2 separate regions of the Mus musculus genome follow, and region 2 is linked to region 1. Evidence: chromatin loops called from intact Hi-C (ENCODE). Cell type or tissue: heart. All regions are shown on one strand. Region 1 overlaps Pawr (PRKC, apoptosis, WT1, regulator). Region 2 holds the start of Gm36283 (predicted gene, 36283).

What was found. Peaks named below come from ENCODE experiments on the same cell type or tissue, not always from the same donor. Only the 100,000 strongest peaks of a DNase experiment are listed, where the experiment ranks them.
Region 2: it touches region 1 in a loop (2.6-fold over the local background); 2 of 42 quality-filtered maps call a loop at or near these places.

Annotation. Positions count from the first base shown.
Region 1 is chr10:108,339,605-108,344,604 of GRCm38, forward strand. The region is part of intron 2 of Pawr (PRKC, apoptosis, WT1, regulator); the gene reads left to right. Among named protein-coding and RNA genes, the nearest start is that of Gm40755, 9.1 kb to the left of the region's middle. In heart, no CTCF peak of the experiment used is centred here; no DNase peak of the experiment used is centred here.
Region 2 is chr10:108,414,472-108,419,471 of GRCm38, forward strand. It overlaps Gm36283 (predicted gene, 36283), which reads left to right and starts at 2,780. Exons shown (of 3, transcript NR_155870.1): 1 at 2,780-2,834. In heart, no CTCF peak of the experiment used is centred here; no DNase peak of the experiment used is centred here.

The sequences.
Region 1 (5,000 bases):
TCCAGAAAAAAAAAAGTTATAAAGATGTTCAAAGGATAGTTATATGAATGACAACGATAGCTGCTTGTTGTGTAGTGGGCTTAATACAAAGATGGCAATCTTTTCTTTTTTTTCCTCTCTTAAAACTTATAGACAGTTTAACAGAAATAACTTGAAGCCTTGGAAATGTATATCACTTTAAACATTTATATAATATCATGTATTTAATGCAAAATATTTCCCCTTTACTTCTTGTCCTTTTGTGTTTGTCACTAGCATAAACCTCAGAGAAACTGTAATATTTATATATAACTGGAACTTATCTGACACTCATGTTTTACATAGGGAAAGGGGGATACATTTATGGAAACCTTTTAACAGCGGACAGTTCCAAGTCTGTGATGGTTTTCTGGCCTTCTTATCAGAGCTTGTATTAGATGCAGATGTATCAGATTAGATTAGTTTTTCTTTGCTTCCTACTGTTAGGCAGATGGCTTTGTGGACTAGCAGCTGATTCTTTACAGACTTGGAGGAGAGGGAACTTCCTGTTTGTTTAGCCAACTGCACTAGAGCCAATACCTCAGCCAGCTGTGCCTTTAGCTTACCTGTACGCCTGGCATCACGGCACATGCGGTCTGTAAGAACACTGAGTCTCTAAAAGTGGCTAAACAGTACATCTCACAGGTAGATCTAGCTCAGCATATCTTTAGAAATCATTACTATCAGTGCAAGATTATGTCTTTTTTTTTTTGTTTTTTGTTTTTTTGTTTCCCTCCTGGCATACCTAAGAAATTCATAGTGTTGACGTGAATCAGTTCCAATTTCATATACTAGTCCTGAGGTTAGAACTTTAAAACACACACTTTGACCTTTAGTCTACTATCATCAGAATTCCATCCAAGAATGGAGTCAAGAGAGAACTCTGAGTGCTTGTGAGAAAATCCAAGAAAACCGAGTCTTCTAAGTTCAGTGTCTTCAAAAACATGGAATTGTTCTTGAAATGCGTTTTCATGCCCACCCAGGTGTGATGGATAGGAGTGAGTTTACTTCCATTATTTCTCCCACTGGCTACTGTTTATATAGCTCTATGGAAAACCATGGTTTTTGCCGCGTGCTCCACATGTGGTTTGTCCTTGGGATTCTACACTTTACTCATGTGATTCCTCTTAATCCTCAGAGAATAAATTGTCTGATGCACTGAACAAAGTTTGCTGTTAGTTGTAAAAAAGAAAAGGGGGGGGTGTAGAAATAACTCCAAGTTCAAATCTTAATATATGATTTGCTGCTAGTTGATCACGATTTGATGTTTTTAGAAATATTCATCTAATTCCCCTCCTTTTCTCCTTCCTGCTCTTCACCTTCCCCCCTTACCCTCCCTCTCCCCCATCTCCCTCCTTCCTCCCCTCCCTCCCTCCCTCCCTCCCTCCCTCCCTCCCTCCCTCCCTCCCTTTCTCCTTTCCTTCTCTCCCTCCCTTCCCCAGAGACAACAAGGTCTCTACGAAGACTATGTTGGACTTGAACTCACAGAGACCGTCCTGCCTCTGCCTCCGAAAGGGCGGGGCTCACAGGCCAGCACTATAAGCCCATGTGTTAAATATGTTCATAGGGAACAAATGCATGAAACGTGTTCCAGACAGTCTTGTTTTGTGTTGAATATCAAGAAATAGGACCATTAGGTTTGAAAGCCATTAGGATTGTTCAGTTAGGGTTTTGCTGGAATGGTTGGATATGAAAGTTTACAGTGCAGATCAGTTTACACATCTGTAATCGACACGCAGGGTGATTATATAGGGTTACCGAAAAGAGAATTGAGTGAAAACCACTGTCTAATGTCTTATAATCTAATTCAAGACTAATCTTATCTAACAGTATGTAAAACTATCTTTTCTTTGAGAAATTGCTGTATGATGTGTGGATTAACTTTTTCCTTATTATTTTTGGAGTTGCAGAATATTTTTGCTATTAGAAAAGATTGCAAATCTTTGTTGTGAAGAACAGAATTATTCAGAAGATAATGCTTAGGAATATGAGTAAAAGACATATACATACAATTTATTCCTTTAAAGTGCACAGTTTGGGGGCTGGACAGATGACTCTGTAGGTAAGAACCTCTCTTTCAGAGGACCCTAGCTCAAACCACCTGGAACTCTGTGTGTGTGTGTGTGTGTGTGTGTGTGTACAGTTAAAAATAAAAATACATCTTCTAAGATAGTTGTTGGAAGTGTAGCTCAGTGGTAGAACAGTGAGTTTCTGGGTTTGATCCCTGAGCAGAAAGAGCGAGCCAGGGAGGTTTAGTTATAGATATAGCGGGGTTGTGCTCACCAAAACAGGCAGAAAAGATGCCTTTAGGATTTAAGTCCTTGACAAACTTCTTGACATTCTACAACATCCGGTCAGACTCTGACCAGCGTTGAAACAGGAGTAGAGGCGGGGACGGGGAGAAAATTGCTTTTGTCTATGTCAGTTATTGCCTGTGCCATTCAGAGTAGGGGAATTCACTGAACTATGTCTTGACATTTATTTGCAAGGTGGGTTTTTTTTTCCCATCCTTGTACAAGCCAAAGAATTTGAACCTGAAAGAAGCTGTGTCTTGCCCAAAGGCTGTCCTGACAGAACATGGCCTTGACTTCTGATCTGTTTGGACGCAGGGCTCACAGGTTGGTTATCATTGTTGGAAACACCTTGGGTCCGTTCTATTAGAAGTAACTTTGCAGAGAATCTAAGCTGGAGAGGGAGTAGAGGACAGTTACTGAGGAACGACCAGCTCATCTTGGGATGGACCCCAGCTGCAAGCCAAGGAATCCAACTGATTTCTGTGGCTCTTTATGAGTATTTTGGCAGGGCGCTACCTTCCTCTGTCCATACCTGTTTGTACAATAACTCTCATTAGTTTCTGGAAAGGAAAAGGTTACCTGGCTAATGTGAAATCCTTCCTAAGAGGATTCTTTGTTTAGGAACAGATAAATCTCCTGAAGAGGAATGAGCTGTATAAAGCAGCGTCAAACAATAGATGTGTGGTAAAAGAAAGAATTTCAGAAAGTAAGCTGCAGCTGGGTGTTGGTGGTGATGCACACGCTTTTAATCCCAGCACTCAGGAGGCAAAGGCAGATAGATCTCTGAGTTCAAGGCCATCCTTGTCTCCAGAGTGAGTTCTGGAATAGCCATGGCTACACAAAGAAACTCATCTCAAAAGAAAACAAGAGAAAAGGAAAGAAAAGAAAAGGAAAGGAAAGAAAAGAAAAGAGTAACTTTATAACAACTACATTGGTGAATGACTTTGGAGGTGGACAGAATGAAATGAGGTGAGATACAGGAAGTCTGCTGAGAGCAAACGTCCTGAATCTGGGCCAGTGACAGGGCTCCGTGGGTTTAGAGCCTATGGCCAAGTCTGAGAACCTGAGCTTTCAGATGAAGGAGAGAACAGATTCTTGCAACTTGGCTTTTGACTTGCATGCAGATATCATGGCAGACACTCTCCTCCTGCCTCCAAAATAAATGAACCAATAAAAAGATGCAATACCTTTTTTTTTTTGTAATTGCCAGCATATGAATATGATCTGGGTGTAAGTCACTCCGAAGTTTACAGCTTGCTGTTGTTTCTTGAGTTTGGACTGTGACAGGCAGGTATCTGTTGCCTTCTTAGCTGCTTCTCTTCCTTCTTGGAATACAACTCCTTAGAGGACAGGCGCCACCTTGGAACCTTTCTCACTCCTTTTCCAGCTTCTCCGCGTGTTCCTTCCTCTCTTTTGTTTCCCGTTTGTGATTTTTGAGGCGCTCAGCACTTTTCCCAGTCATGGTTTTAGGAATGACACTTGTTTTGTCTCATGTGTGCAAGTGCATGATGTATAAGTGATTGCGTGCGCTCGCGTGTGCCTGTGCGTGTGTGTGCATGCCTGCACATTCATGTGCTGAGGCCAGAGAGGATGTGAGATATCCTGCTCTATACTGCCCTGTCCCATTCTGGTAGACCCAGCTGTTCACTGAACCTGGAGCCCCCAGGGTTCTGGCTAGACTGGCTGGCCAGCAGGTCCCCAGGATCTGCCTCTTCCTTCTGCACCCACCCTGAGGTGCATGTGGCTGTGTTGTTTGCTGTGTGGGTGCTAGTGATCCAAACTCAAGTCTGTGGGGTTTATGGTAAAGGGACGCCATGACCAAGGCAACTCATATAAAGGTAAACATATAATTAGGGCTGACTTACAGCTTTAGAGATCAGTCCATTATCATGGTGGGAAGCATGGCAGCATGCAGGCAGACATGGTGCTGGAGGAGCCAACAGTTCTATATCTTGGTCCAAAGGTAGCCAGGAAGAGGCTCTCTTTCACTACTGGGCAGAGCTTGAGCACTAGAGGACCTCAGAGCCCACCCCCACAGTGACATACTTCCTCCAACAAGGCCATGCCTCCTAATAGTGCCACTCCCTACTGGCCAAGCTTTTTTAAACCTCCACTTTATGCTCCCATACCAAGCACTCTCTTATTTCCTGTACCATCTCCCATCTCCCACCTTTCACCTATCTCTTGAGATAATCTCTCAACAAATTGAGAAACTTGCCTTTTTGGGGGTGGGTGGGGGGGTGGGTGGGGTTGACAGAGCTGTCTCTAGGTATCCGCTTCCTCCACCAGCCCAGTGCTAGGGTCACAGATGTGCATTAGCCAACCCAGTTTTTAGTTGGGTACTTGGATCTGAACTCGGCTCCTTCTGCTTACATAACAAGTACTTTATCTATAGATCCATCTCTACAGACCATTTATTATGACAGAAGTGATCAGAAAGGAGAGAAACGATTCCCAAAAGTTGTCCTGTGACCACCACATGTGTCACATACAGGCACACAAATAAAAAAAAAAAGTATTAAATAAAAAAAAATTGTTTGCTGGGCAGTGGTGGTGCACACCTTGAATCCCAGCACTTGGGAGGCAGAGGCAGGCGGATTTCTGAGTTCGAGACCAGCCTGGTCTACAGAGAGAGTTCCAGGACAGCCAGGGCTACACAGAGAAACTGTCTCGAAAAACCAAAAAATC
Region 2 (5,000 bases), 75 kb after region 1:
TCTTTTTTTTTTTTTAATTGATCTAGGGTTTACTAGTAAATAATGGGATATTTAAAAAGTTGTTTATTCTTCAGGCCTCACGTTGTGTACAGTTTTAGTATTGAAGAAGAAAATTGTCGCTGTTAATAGCATGTGCTTCAAAATCAGAACCGAAATATTTTTCCACACGAAAACTATGTACGCATATGTACACATATGTCAACATGCGTAAGCAGAGATAACAGGATAATCTCAGCTGATTCCCGGGTTGGAGACCCTGGGACGCCTTTTTCTTAAGAGAGAAAAGCCCATAATCCTAACGCTGAAGGTTTTAAAGCAACCGTATTTGAAGATTTATAAAATAAAGTTGCCTTCTATTAAATATCCTTGGTATTTAGGGTTGTTTTGTGTCGTGTTTTCAATTAGGAGCCCTCCTCCTCCCTAAACATAGGATGCCCCTTCGTCGATTCTCTTTCCTTTTCCATCCCTCTTTAATGGTTCTGAGAGCTGAACCCAGCAAATACTCTACCACTGAGAGCCCGGAGAGCTGATCTCCAGCCTGAGTGTTGGTGAACTTCCGGCGGACAAACTGACAGCATTCATCGGAATCACTTGAGGAACTGAAGCTGGATTCACGCTGTAGCTCCAGGAGAGGCGTGGTTTAGACCGTGCTTGCTTCCCAGCACTGCTATAGCCAGCCCCTCTGCTGTGACTCTAAGTCATGGAGCTTTCCAGTCAGCCCCTGCTATACCTTTCCGTCTGCAGTTGGCACTCACTTTCCCACGATCCCCCTTTAACGTAGCTGTTCACCCCGCCTCCCCAACAGAGATCTGCTGCCCACACATCAAGGAAGGAACTGTGCCAGGCTCCCCGCCACCCCCTTGGCTATTCCTCACTTACCCATAGGGGCTGTAAAAATGTCAGTAGACAACCCTGGTGTAATAGTTTGTATATGCTTGGCCCAGGGAGTGGAACTATTTGGAGGTGTGGCCTTGTTGAAGGAGTGTGGCTGTGGGTGCGGGCTTTAAGACCTTCAGCCTAGCTGTCTGGAAGCCAGTGTTCCCTTAGAGGCCTTCAGATGAAGATGTACAACACTCAGCTCCTCCTGCACCATGCCTGCCTGAAGGCTGCCATGTTTCCGCCTTGATAATGGACTGAACCTCTGAACCTGTAAGCCAGCCCCAATTAAATGTTGTCCTTGTAAGAGTTGCCTTGGTCATGGTGTCTGTTCACTGCAGTAAAGCCCTAAGACACCTAGAATACATTAGTATATTGATTTTTCAATTATATAATTTGAATATTTTTTAACTTCACTTTAAAAGAAATTACATCCGCTATAAAAGTTTTGTAAAACCTGAGCTGCTTTGAAGTTTGTGCAAGTCCGTTAATGAGCATCTTCAACACATTTTTTTTTGTTGTTGTTTTGTTTTGTTTTTCTTTTGTAACATAATACTGGCAGGTGCACTTACTTAGGCAGAGTACAGGAGCCTGGCAGTTAGACGGAACATTTCGTTAGAGCCCTTCCCCCAACTTCTTAAACTATGTATTGATTTCACATGTAGATTTTTACACACTGTTGAAAAAGACATATGATCTACTACAATTCTAATTTATTCTTAAATTAGACTTTATAAACACATTACACAAGAAGAATAGCAGTTTTTGCTCATCAATTGGGATTTAGAGCCAGGCAAAGGGGTTCACACATGTAATGAATGCCATGACTCAGAATGAAGAGGCAGTAAGATTCTGAGTTTTGAGCTAGGGCAGGCTAGAGCTCCCAGTTCTAACTAAGTAAGAAAATAATACATGCTCAGGGGAGTTTTTAACAGAAAAGGTCTGCGTGTAGTGATCTGGATGCCTTGACTGGTGTCTGTGAAGTACAAAGATCTGTGAAATTTAGTTCTGCTAATCAATATTTCTCACGTCTCCTGGTAGTTCGTGGCATAGTAAAGCAGCATCCAGATAGATTTGTGACACTTTAAAAACGATAACTTTGGTACCCGCAAGTGAGCACGGCGCGCCTTCCCGATGCTGAGGAGAGTTCACTGAAAACTGCTGTATCGATTTCATTCCAGATTTCCTAGTAGTTTTGTTGTAATGTGCTTGCGATAGAAAGGAAGGAAAGGAGCCAGGCTGTGTGTGTTCAAGTAATCTGAGAGACATTAAATAATAGATTAGCACTCTTTCACTTGATCGAGTGGTTTCAGATGTGGAAATTCAACACCAGCCAGATAGTGAAGCAATCTAGTCTTTTTACCCTGTAGTAATTTTTTTAAAAAAATGAAATAGTGATAGAATGCATTCTTAAGATGTAAAAGCAACAACAAAAACGTGCCTCAGTTGCATTGTTCTGTTTTCTGGAGTAAACCGGAGTTAGCAATTAAAATGTGAACTTCTGAGTCCATTGTTTCATGGGTTGAAAACGCACCAATCAGTGTTATTCAGAGCATCAGCATGGTTAACACAAGACAAAAACAACAGACCTTGAACCATGTCCCGGCATCGGATGGCTGATCTGATAACCTGAACAACTTTCCCAAGTATGGTAGCAGGTCCCATCCCTGCCCCCTCTCCTAAGCAGACTTCTAGCCAGTGACACTTAGTAAGTTACAGCGATGGCAAGTGAGGTGGCACTTACCTAATAACCAGTCGTGGTTTTTATTCATTTCCTCCAAGATTTGGCCACATGTAGTAGATTGCAGTAGATGAACCCAGGAGCTCCAGCTTTGCAATTAGAGGGAACACGCAACACGGGGAAGGACCAGTATTTAAAGATCCCAGCGTTCAAGTTAAAATTAGTGTGGGAGCACCCACGTCTGCGTCTGCACTCGTCCTGGTGTGCGCCCGCAAACGTAAGCTGGTTTCGTGCTGGAACTAAAGCACCCTGTTCTAATCTTGACGTTAGAAGTAGTGTTACTCCTTGGAGGTACTGAGAATGTGTCACTGGTGCGAGGTCTGCGCTGAGCCACCCCTGAGCGCTGTGTGGCTTCCACCACCGGAGAGTTTTAACTTAAGCCAATTACCTGAAAACCACGGTAATGATACAATTTTGTCCCACTAAACTGAAAACAGAACCTTAGTGGACACAGCTAAGCTGGCCGGTCAGTCCCTGCCAGAGGCACTTCCTCCATCCCTGTTACCCACTTTCTCTACTCTGGAGGTGGTGATGGTTTCCTCCTGTGCTTAAAGACTTCAAGCAGTGCTTGCTTTTGGCCCAGCTAGTAAAACCACTTCCTCCTGAGACCGACAAACCCTCGATTTCAAACTCCAGAGACCTGTCCTCTGTCTTATACATGTGTAATGGGCATGCACACACATACACACAAAGTAGAAATACTAATTATTCAAGACTGCTTGAGCCTGTTTTGTTTTGAATTTTTTTTAGAAGGTATCTATATAGCCCAACCTGGCTTGAGACCCCCATCATCATCCAGGCCAGCTTCAAAGTCATCATCCTCCTGCCTCAGCTTTGTGGGATTCTTGGTTTGGTTTGGCTTTTGCTTAGTTATGTTTCCTAACACGCTCTTCTTTACCCTGACCCCAACGTAAACGGCGATATGCATCTCCTTGTTCTGAGTTCTCACACCTGTTTCCAGCAGACATTTAAGTGAATATCTGCTAACTTGTCTGTTTAGCAGAGTTTATAGCCCATTTGGTGTGAACCAGTAGTGTGAAGTACAGCTCTAGCCAGTCTGTTGAATTCGAATGGCTGACTGCAGAGTAGGTTTTGTCACTATCCAACCCTTGTCTGTTAGGTCCAGGTACTAGCTACTGTCTCATTTGTGGCAATGTTTCTGAGCAGCAAGGGGAACGAACTATTGAATACTGGAAAGTGTCTTGCTGTGTTTTTTATGCAATTACACATTAGGAAACGATCATTAAGAAATACAGGAAATCCCAGGAGGCGACTTTAATCCCAGCACTCAGGAGGCAGAGACAGGTGGATCTCTGAGTTCGAGGTCAGAGTCATCTACTTGGTCAGTTTCAGTACAGTGAGACTACACAAAGAATCCCTATTTTGAAAAACAGAGAGAGAGAAAGAGACAGACAGACAGACAGAGAGAGAGACAGAGAGAAAGAGAGAGGGAGAGGGGTAATAAAAAGAATTCAATGCATGTCACACAGTTGTTGGTTATATTCAAATGGAAGTGTTGGTTGTATTCAAATTAGTATTTTTGTAAGCAATGCTAATTACTGGTTTGTTTTTGAGTAGTCCATCCTGTGTCTAACCTTCAGGTCACCTGTTGGCAGTCACTCTGGTAATTAAAATGCTAATGACAGTCATTCGGTGGACATTGATTGATTACCCTGTTTTAATTTGTTTCTCCTCTGCATACTAAATTGGGTGTTTTTTTTGTTTTTGTTTTTGTCAACTTAAAAAAAAAAAGCAATTGGCTTCACAGTGTGGGGAGTTGATTCTCATGTTATTTTTTTTTTCTCTAAATTTAAGAAGCAAGTGGCCATTGCTCCCAGCAGAAATCACAGGACAGCTACAATTTAGGGTTTGATTATGATCATATAGTTCTGAACCCAAATACTAGTGAAATTATCTGGATTAAGTAACGGAACACAGTGTCGTGTAGACAGCTTTGATCCTTCCCGTTGTGTGGATATCCATTATGAGGCAACTCCATATAACAGATTCAGTGTTACAGTGAGCTTTGCATGTAAAACTAGGAGTCCTCAATAAAAAGTACAGTTCCATCCCCTTGCCAACACTGGTTAATTGTTTCTTTCCCCTTCTATATGACTAGTGGAATCCTTTCTTGGTGTTTTAAGTTAAGGGGTATTGTGATCATCTCATATCGAAACAGTAGTGGTGCTTCCGAAACCTTTATTCAGTATATTATTTGAGAGGAAATAATACTTTCAGAAATCAAAACACGGGGTTAAGATTAGAATACAGCCAGACAGTGGTGGCGCATGTCTTTAATCTCAGCACTCAGAAGGCAGGGTCAGGTGAAACTCTGTGAGTTCAAGGCCAGCCTGGTCTACAGAATGAGTTCCAGGACAGTGAG